Linked DNA regions of Homo sapiens: region 1 is linked to region 2. A link is a contact called in ENCODE Hi-C or POLR2A ChIA-PET data. All regions are on one chromosome and are shown on one strand. Each heading gives the region's core, a stretch centred on a gene start or an enhancer-like site at or near the end of the contact. The rest is flanking DNA. Distances are from core to core; before and after follow the strand shown. Region 1 overlaps SMIM3 (small integral membrane protein 3). Region 2 overlaps NDST1-AS1 (NDST1 antisense RNA 1).

What was found. Hi-C counts contacts between places; a loop is a spot of excess contacts on that map. ChIA-PET counts read pairs that join two places held with the same protein, here RNA polymerase II (POLR2A). Pooled maps may share reads with other maps.
Region 1: a map of GM12878 shows a loop between it and region 2 (2.2-fold over the local background). The contact joins two enhancer-like sites. A Hi-C loop is called at or near these places in 3 of 168 maps with a recorded cell type or tissue (CD14-positive monocyte, GM12878 and ascending aorta), 17 of 37 single-sample maps with no recorded cell type and 6 of 50 pooled maps. POLR2A ChIA-PET finds 5 or more read pairs at or near these places in 6 of 52 experiments (BJ, MCF 10A, RWPE1 and 3 more).

Annotation. Positions count from the first base shown.
Region 1 is chr5:150,789,089-150,792,539 of GRCh38, reverse strand. The region is part of intron 1 of SMIM3 (small integral membrane protein 3); the gene reads right to left. Among named protein-coding and RNA genes, the nearest start is that of SMIM3, 12 kb to the right of the region's middle. RefSeq lists enhancers at 1,427-2,405, 2,406-3,385. Within about 2 kb of position 2,164, at least 22 of the 41 ENCODE cell types and tissues checked have a DNase peak (open chromatin) inside an H3K27ac peak, as active enhancers do; they include CD14-positive monocyte, where a contact is called at or near this core.
Region 2 is chr5:150,475,431-150,478,911 of GRCh38, reverse strand. It overlaps NDST1-AS1 (NDST1 antisense RNA 1), which reads left to right. Exons shown (of 3, transcript NR_105061.1): 3 at 3,153-3,396. Among named protein-coding and RNA genes, the nearest start is that of NDST1-AS1, 8.8 kb to the left of the region's middle. RefSeq lists a cis regulatory region at 2,007 and an enhancer at 1,923-2,092. Within about 2 kb of position 1,384, at least 3 of the 41 ENCODE cell types and tissues checked have a DNase peak (open chromatin) inside an H3K27ac peak, as active enhancers do; they include CD14-positive monocyte, where a contact is called at or near this core.

The DNA of each region.
Region 1 (3,451 bases), core at 915-3,414, 310 kb before region 2:
TTAATCAACTTCATAAATTATAACATTAACAAAAGGCATGTAGTAAGATTAGTGTTAAACTGTGAACTATCTTAAGCTAATCATTTGTAAAGTGTCTGAGAGATGTTGTCAAATATCACTACTTCTGTCAAAAATCTTAAACATCCTGCAGCACTCCCCTCCTTCTAGTGAGTTCACTGGGGCTCCCAGGACACTTCAGTGCTCAGCTTGGGAACCATCGATATAATACATTCCCTGCCCAGAGGGCACAAGGCTGGAACTATCTCCTGCAGGTCCTTTCAAATGTAAGGTCGATAATTCTGTGATTCTAGGTTCCAAGCAAAATTCCTAATTGCAATCCTATTTCCTATTCTTATCTAATCACTAACTTTTCCTTTCTAATGCCCTTGGCTCCATGTCCACTGTTGCCACCCTAAGTAAGGTATTGATCACCATACCCAAAGGAGAGTACCCAAGAAATACATACAAGGATGTTACTTTCTGCATTATTTGTTAAGGCAACAGACACAACAAGTGTCCACTAATAGTAAAATAAAGAAGGGTATATCTGTATAATGGGATGCCATGCAACAATTTTCATGTATTCATTCACTCACCCATTCATTCATTCATTTAACAAGTATATAGTACTTACTCCACATCAATCATTGTTCCAAATGCATTACAAATATTAATTTACTTAATTAATACAGCTACTATGAAAAACAGAATGGAGGTTCCTCAAATAATTGAAAATAGAGTCACTATATGATCTCAGTAATCTCACTTCTGGGCATATAACCAAAGGATTTGAAATCAGTATGTCAAAGAGATTTCTGCACTCCCATGTTTATTTCAGCATTATTCACAAGAGCCAAGTTATGGAATAAACCTAAGTGTCTATTAACCATGAATGGATAGAGATAATGTGGCATATACTCAATGGAATATTATTTAGTCTTAGAAAAGAAGGAAATTAGTGCCATTTGTGACAACATAGATGAACATGAGGACATTATGCTAAAGGATATAAGCCAGGCACAGAAAGACAAATATCTCAAGTTCTCATTTATATATGGAAGCTAAAAATATCAGACCCATAGAAGCAGAAAGCAAAGCCTCTGGTGGTCACCAGAGGCTGGAAGGTCGGGGGAATGGGGAGATACTGGTCAAAGGGTATTATGTTTCAGTTAGGCAGGAGGAATAAATAAGTACTGAGATAAAAAAATTAATTTATTTATTAGTCATTTAAGAGGAATCTGATCTGTAGTGAACTCCAAAAGTTTTAAGTGGAAAAAATAAAAATAAAGTGCAGAACACTTGTGTATAGGATGATTCCTTTGGTTCAGATTTTGTAGAATTAAGTAGGGAAATAGGCGAGGATATATACAGGAAAATTACTTTCTGAGTGTACTCTCAAGAAAGTGTTAATAGTGGTTACCTTTTCGGGAGCTGGACTAGGAATAAGAGGTTTTGCTTTTCATTCTTCATTCATAAAACATGATTTTATGCCGTTTGAATTTTCTCAACATGAGCATTTATTACTTCTAATTTTTTATGCCAACTGGGTTAAGGGGGCAAAGAGGCTTTTTTTTTGTTTTTGTCTTAATAATTCTCCATCTTAAAAAGTAAAAACACACATATACAATTTTAAAATCAAATAAAATTAAGAGATGAGACTAGATCAGCAGTCACCAAATGCCACATACCATGGTAAGTGACCTTAAGACAGTATAAAAGAACACTGATTTCTGGGTCTCAATCCATACATACTGAATTAGACTCAAAGGGGATGAGGAGGAGCCCTTTTTTCCCATTGTCCAGGTGATTCCAACGTGCAGCCAGATTTGGGAACCTCTGGACTCAACAAATCTTTAAGACCCCTAAGGCCTTTTCTGGCATTAAGATTTGGGAATTGATTCCCAGGTGCTCTGCAGCCAGGCTGGGCAGATCTGGGCAAGTTCCCAGATGAAGGAGAAGCCTCTGACAAAGCTCCCCAGGGCCATAGGATTATCTGCCGAGCTTGCAGAGGAGACAGAAGCACAGGCTGGCCCTGTCTCAGCCTAGGAAATGGAGTAACTTTCCCCAAGGTCTAAGACACAGAAGCATGAGTCACAGGAGACTGAAACTGTTAGAGGACCGGGGGCGGGATAAATCATTCTTTGTGGTCTCCTGACTACATCAACAGCTAGCTGCCTTAGACTAAAGGAACCCCACAAGAGTCCTTTCCTGTAAACCCTTTAACATCAAACAGTCTTCCTGACTTCAAATGCCAGGAAGACGTAATCACCCTGGCTGATTTTCATAAGCAAAGCCTGTAAGATACAGGAACTCAGGCTTCGGGGCTCATCCACAATCAAGAATCCTGGAACATTAAAGCTAGAATGAGTGCCATTTCACAGATGGTGAAACTGAGGTCCAGGGGGTCTTCTCCCTCCTGCAGTCTTACTCCTTAAGGGAATAATCATTCAAATACATAGATCTGATCGTGTCGCTGCCCCTAACTAAAACAAAACAGAACAAGTAGATGAATAAATGAAATTCTTCTGTAACCTGTATCCTAGACTGTACTAATATTACTCTTTTGCAAATGAAATTGTTATTCTAACCCCAATACCCAACAGCTAAAGTAAGGCTGCTCTAGTAGAGCCTGGAAAGTGGGGGCCTGGCAGGGGAAGCGTGCAGTCCTACCTACCCAGCAGAGCTGAATACATTATCCTCAGAGACCCTAAGCACTAGAGATGAGGGTGCCCACCCCCTTCACATATGCAATTCAAACTAAAAATAATACTACACCATAACACACAAACTTTGCATGTTACGAAATTAAAGTCGGTTCTTTCTTCTAACTGAAAAAATTGGAAAAAACTTTTCCCAGCTGTCCTTTGGCATGCCTGCTCAGTGCAGCGGGCTTACTTGGTAGGGCAGTGCTACTATTCAGTTTCCCCTCGACCCCCTGGGCTCCTCAGAACATAGTGTGAAAGCCACAAGTTGCAATGTTCTCCAAGGGCCCTTCCAGAGCTACTGTTCCAAGATTCTAAGGCTGGCCATAGAAGTAGTCGGGTGTCAGAGGGCACAGGGAGCTCTATCTCCCTGTTTCACTCTTCTCGAAACTCAAACGTGTCCTTTGCTGCACTGTTCTTCCCCATGTAACATGGGTTCCAGTCGCTTCCACCTCTCCCTACTGTCAAAGAAAAATTTTGTCTCCCAAATAAGAGCTAAGCAAACCATATCTTCAGCATCTTTAATTGCACACTAGAAATATTTGCTTGAGAAAAAGCAGGACTCTAAGCTTCTCCTAGCTGACTTCTATTTGACCTCTCTGTCATGAGTGCATAAAACCTTGTTTCTTGGTATGTCTAATATAATAGTCATAGATTAATTTATCATTTGCCTCACAGATATATTGCTTGATATTTCTTATTAATGGTTCATGTTGGATATGGCCCAAACCATTTATGTCACAAATTTA
Region 2 (3,481 bases), core at 135-2,634:
ACAGTGGCTGAGCTGAGGCAGGAGGATCACTTGAGCCCAGGAGTTCAAGACCAGCCTGGGTAACATAGGGAGATCCCGTCTCTACATACATACATACTCTAGGCATAGTGTTGTGCGCCTGTGGTCCCAGGTACTTGAGAGGCTGAGGTAGGAGGATCACTTGAGCCTGGAAGATCGAGGCTGCAGTGAGCCATGATGACATCACTGCACTCTAGCCTGGGTAACAGGGTGAGACCTTGTCTCTTAAAAAAAAAAGAATTGCCGGGTGCAGTGTCTAATGCCTATAATCCCAGAACTTTGGGAGGCCAAGGCGGGCGGATCACCTGAGGTCAGGAGTTCAAGACCAGCCTGGCCAACATGGTGAAACCTGGTCTCTACTAAAAATACAAAAATTAGCCAGGCATGGTGACGCACGTATGTAATCCCAGCTACTCGGGAGGCTGAGGCAAGAGAATCGCTTGAACCTGGGAGGCAGAGGTTGCGGTGAGCCGAGATTGCGCCACTGCACTCCAGCCTGGGTGACAGAGCAAGACTCCATCCGTTTCAAAAAAAAAAAAAAAAGTCCAGGCGCGGTGGCTCACGCCTGTAATCCCAGCTCTTTGGGAGGCCGAGGCGGGTGAATCACGAGGTCAGGAGTTCGAGACCAGCCTGGCCAACATGGTGAAACCCCATCTCTATTAAAAATACAAAAAAAAAAATTAGCCGGGCATGGTGGCGGGTGCCTGTAATCCCAGCTACTTGGGAGGCTGACGCAGGAGAATCGCTTGAACCTGGGAGGCGGAGGTTGCAGTGAGCTGAATTCACGCCACTGCACTCCAGCCTGGGCAACAAGAGCGAAACTCTGTCTCAAAAAAAAAAAAAAAAATTGTAGATACAGGGTCTCCCTATGTTGCCCAGGCTGGTCTTGAGCTCCCCAGCTCAAGTGATCCTCCCACCTTGGCCTCCCAAAGTGCTGAGATTATAGGCGTGAGCCACCACACCCGGCCAGTGCTGTCTTTAGAGCAGGAAGAGTAAGTCCTGTCCCAAGGGCATCCAGGCCACCACCTTTTTCTCTGCCTGGAAACCTATTTAGCCTTCAAGGTCCCACTTAAGTAGCGCTTGGTCCAGGAAACCTTCTTGCTCCTGCTAGAGGTCTGTATGGGCCCCAGTCACAGCTCTAGTGATTTTCTGGGAATATAGCAGGATTTGTCAAGGACAATCCAAATTTCATGTCATTTGCTTCTTTAAAAAAAAGAAAAGGTGATTCAATGAATGTGTAACTACATGTGATTTCATGTTTGGACTTCAGTGGAGGCAGAAAATAGCCTCTGTCAGACCACGTGACCTGATTTGTGGTTTGGAGAACATGGTCACCATAATTACAGCATTGACCACATGCTGTAACAGTTTCCTCTCTCTTTCCCTCCGCCCCCCACTGCGCCCTCCCTCCCCCAACACACACACACACACACACACACACACACACACACACACACACTGAACTTTTCAAGTGCTAGGACTGTTTTCCTCCTGGCAGACCTTGATATCTGTTAAACAAACAGCAGAGAAAATCTGTAAAATGGGAAGGCTATCCCTGCTTCAGCCATACAATGGATATAAAATGTAGAAACCGAAGACTGATATAGGGGATGTGGGTAATTCACAGCAATTAATTACTGACTCTGATGCATGCCACCTGCTTTCTTGTATCTGTTACTTCAGCAGCCCAGAGAGGTACAGCAACTTCCCCCAGGTCACACAGACAGGGGTGGCAGAAGACGTTTGGAATCCGGGTCCATCCAACTAAAAGATGCAATTATTGTCACCACTCACACTACCTCCCAGTACCTAGGGGCCATAAGCCCCCAAATTCACCAAGACCACCTGGGCTCTGTGCCTCCTTCCCTCACTTCCACGGGATTCCCTCGTGCCCTTTCCTTCTACACACCACTTTCATCAGTGCCACTGCTGTTTGAAGAGCACTTCCAGTGGGTTCCCAAAGAAGTCCTGTCTTGGGGTCCAGGTTTCCTGTTTCAGGCAGAGCCTAAAGATGCATGTTGTGCCTTCCCAGACCTTCATCCCTCACTCCTGTGTGCTGCTAGCACAATCCATTTCACATGTAGTACTTTCCTCCTGGTTTTGGTTTTGTTTTGTTTTGTTTTTTGTGACGGAGTTTCGCTCGTGTTGCCCAGGCTGGAGTGTAGTGGCGCGATCTCAGCTCACTGCAACCTCTGTCTCCCAGGTTCAAGCAATTATCCTGCCTCAGCCTCCTGAGTAGCTGGGATTATAGGCACCCACCACCACGCCCAACTAATTTTGTTTGTTTGTTTGTTTTTTGTTGTTTGTTTGGTAGAGATGGGGGTTTCACCATGTTGGCCAGGCTGGTCTCAAACTCCTGACCTCAGGTGATCTGCCACCCTTGACCTCCCAAAGTGCTGGGATTACAGGCGTGAGCCACAGCACCTGGCCAGAAAGTACTTTCTAAAAACCAGGAAGAAGCCAGGCAAGGTGGCTCACGCCTGTAATCCCAGCACTTTGGGAGGCCGAGGCAGGTGGATCATGAGGTCAGGAGTTCAAGATCAGCCTGACCAATATGGGGAAACCCCGTCTCTACTAAAAATACAAAAATTAACTGGGCATGGTGGCATGCGCCTGTAGTCCCAGCTACTTGGGAGGCTGAGGCAGGAGAATTGCTTGAACCCGGAAGGCGGAGGTTGCAGTGAGCCAAGATTGCGCCACTGCACTCCAGCCTGGGCGACAGAGTGAGACCCCATCTCAAAAAAAAAAAAAAAAGAAAGAAAGAAAGAGAGAGAGAGGAAGGAAGGAAGGAGGAAGGAAGGAAGGAAGGGAGGGAGGGAGGGAGGGAGGGAGGGAAGGAGACCATCCTGGCTAACCTCATGAAACCCTGTCTCTACTAAAAATACAAAAAATTAGCTGGGCGTGGTGGCGGGTGCCTGTAGTCCCAGCTGCTGGGGAGGCTGAGACAGGAGAATGGCGTGAGCCCAGGAGGCAGAGCTTGCAGTGAGCTGAGATCACGTCACTGCACTCCAGCCTGGGCAACAGAGCGAGACTCCGTCCCCCCACCGCCCCCCCGCCAAAAAAAAAAAAACAGAAAGAAAGAAAGAACAAATGAACTTTCTCATTCTGTACACCAATTCCTTGGTGCCCCACAGCAGCCCTGAGAGGTAGACACAGCGGAGATTTTTTTCACCCGCATTGTACAGAAGAGAAAATGAAGCTTTGCCCAACCTGCAGGAGATCCCCTCACCTTGCAAAAGAGCCAAGCTGTGGGATCTTCAGTCCCTGGACCATTTAGCTTGACTAAGAGAACAGGAATGGAGGCCAAAAGATCTACAAAATGCTCACACAGAGAAGATGACAGCTTCTACAAATAAATGTCAATCAGTTCATTTCCCCTTTTACTGTGTTCATTGTAATGCACCAATTACAACCTGACAAAAGTAAAACACTGCCAAGCACAAGTGGTCTTTAGATGACCCTT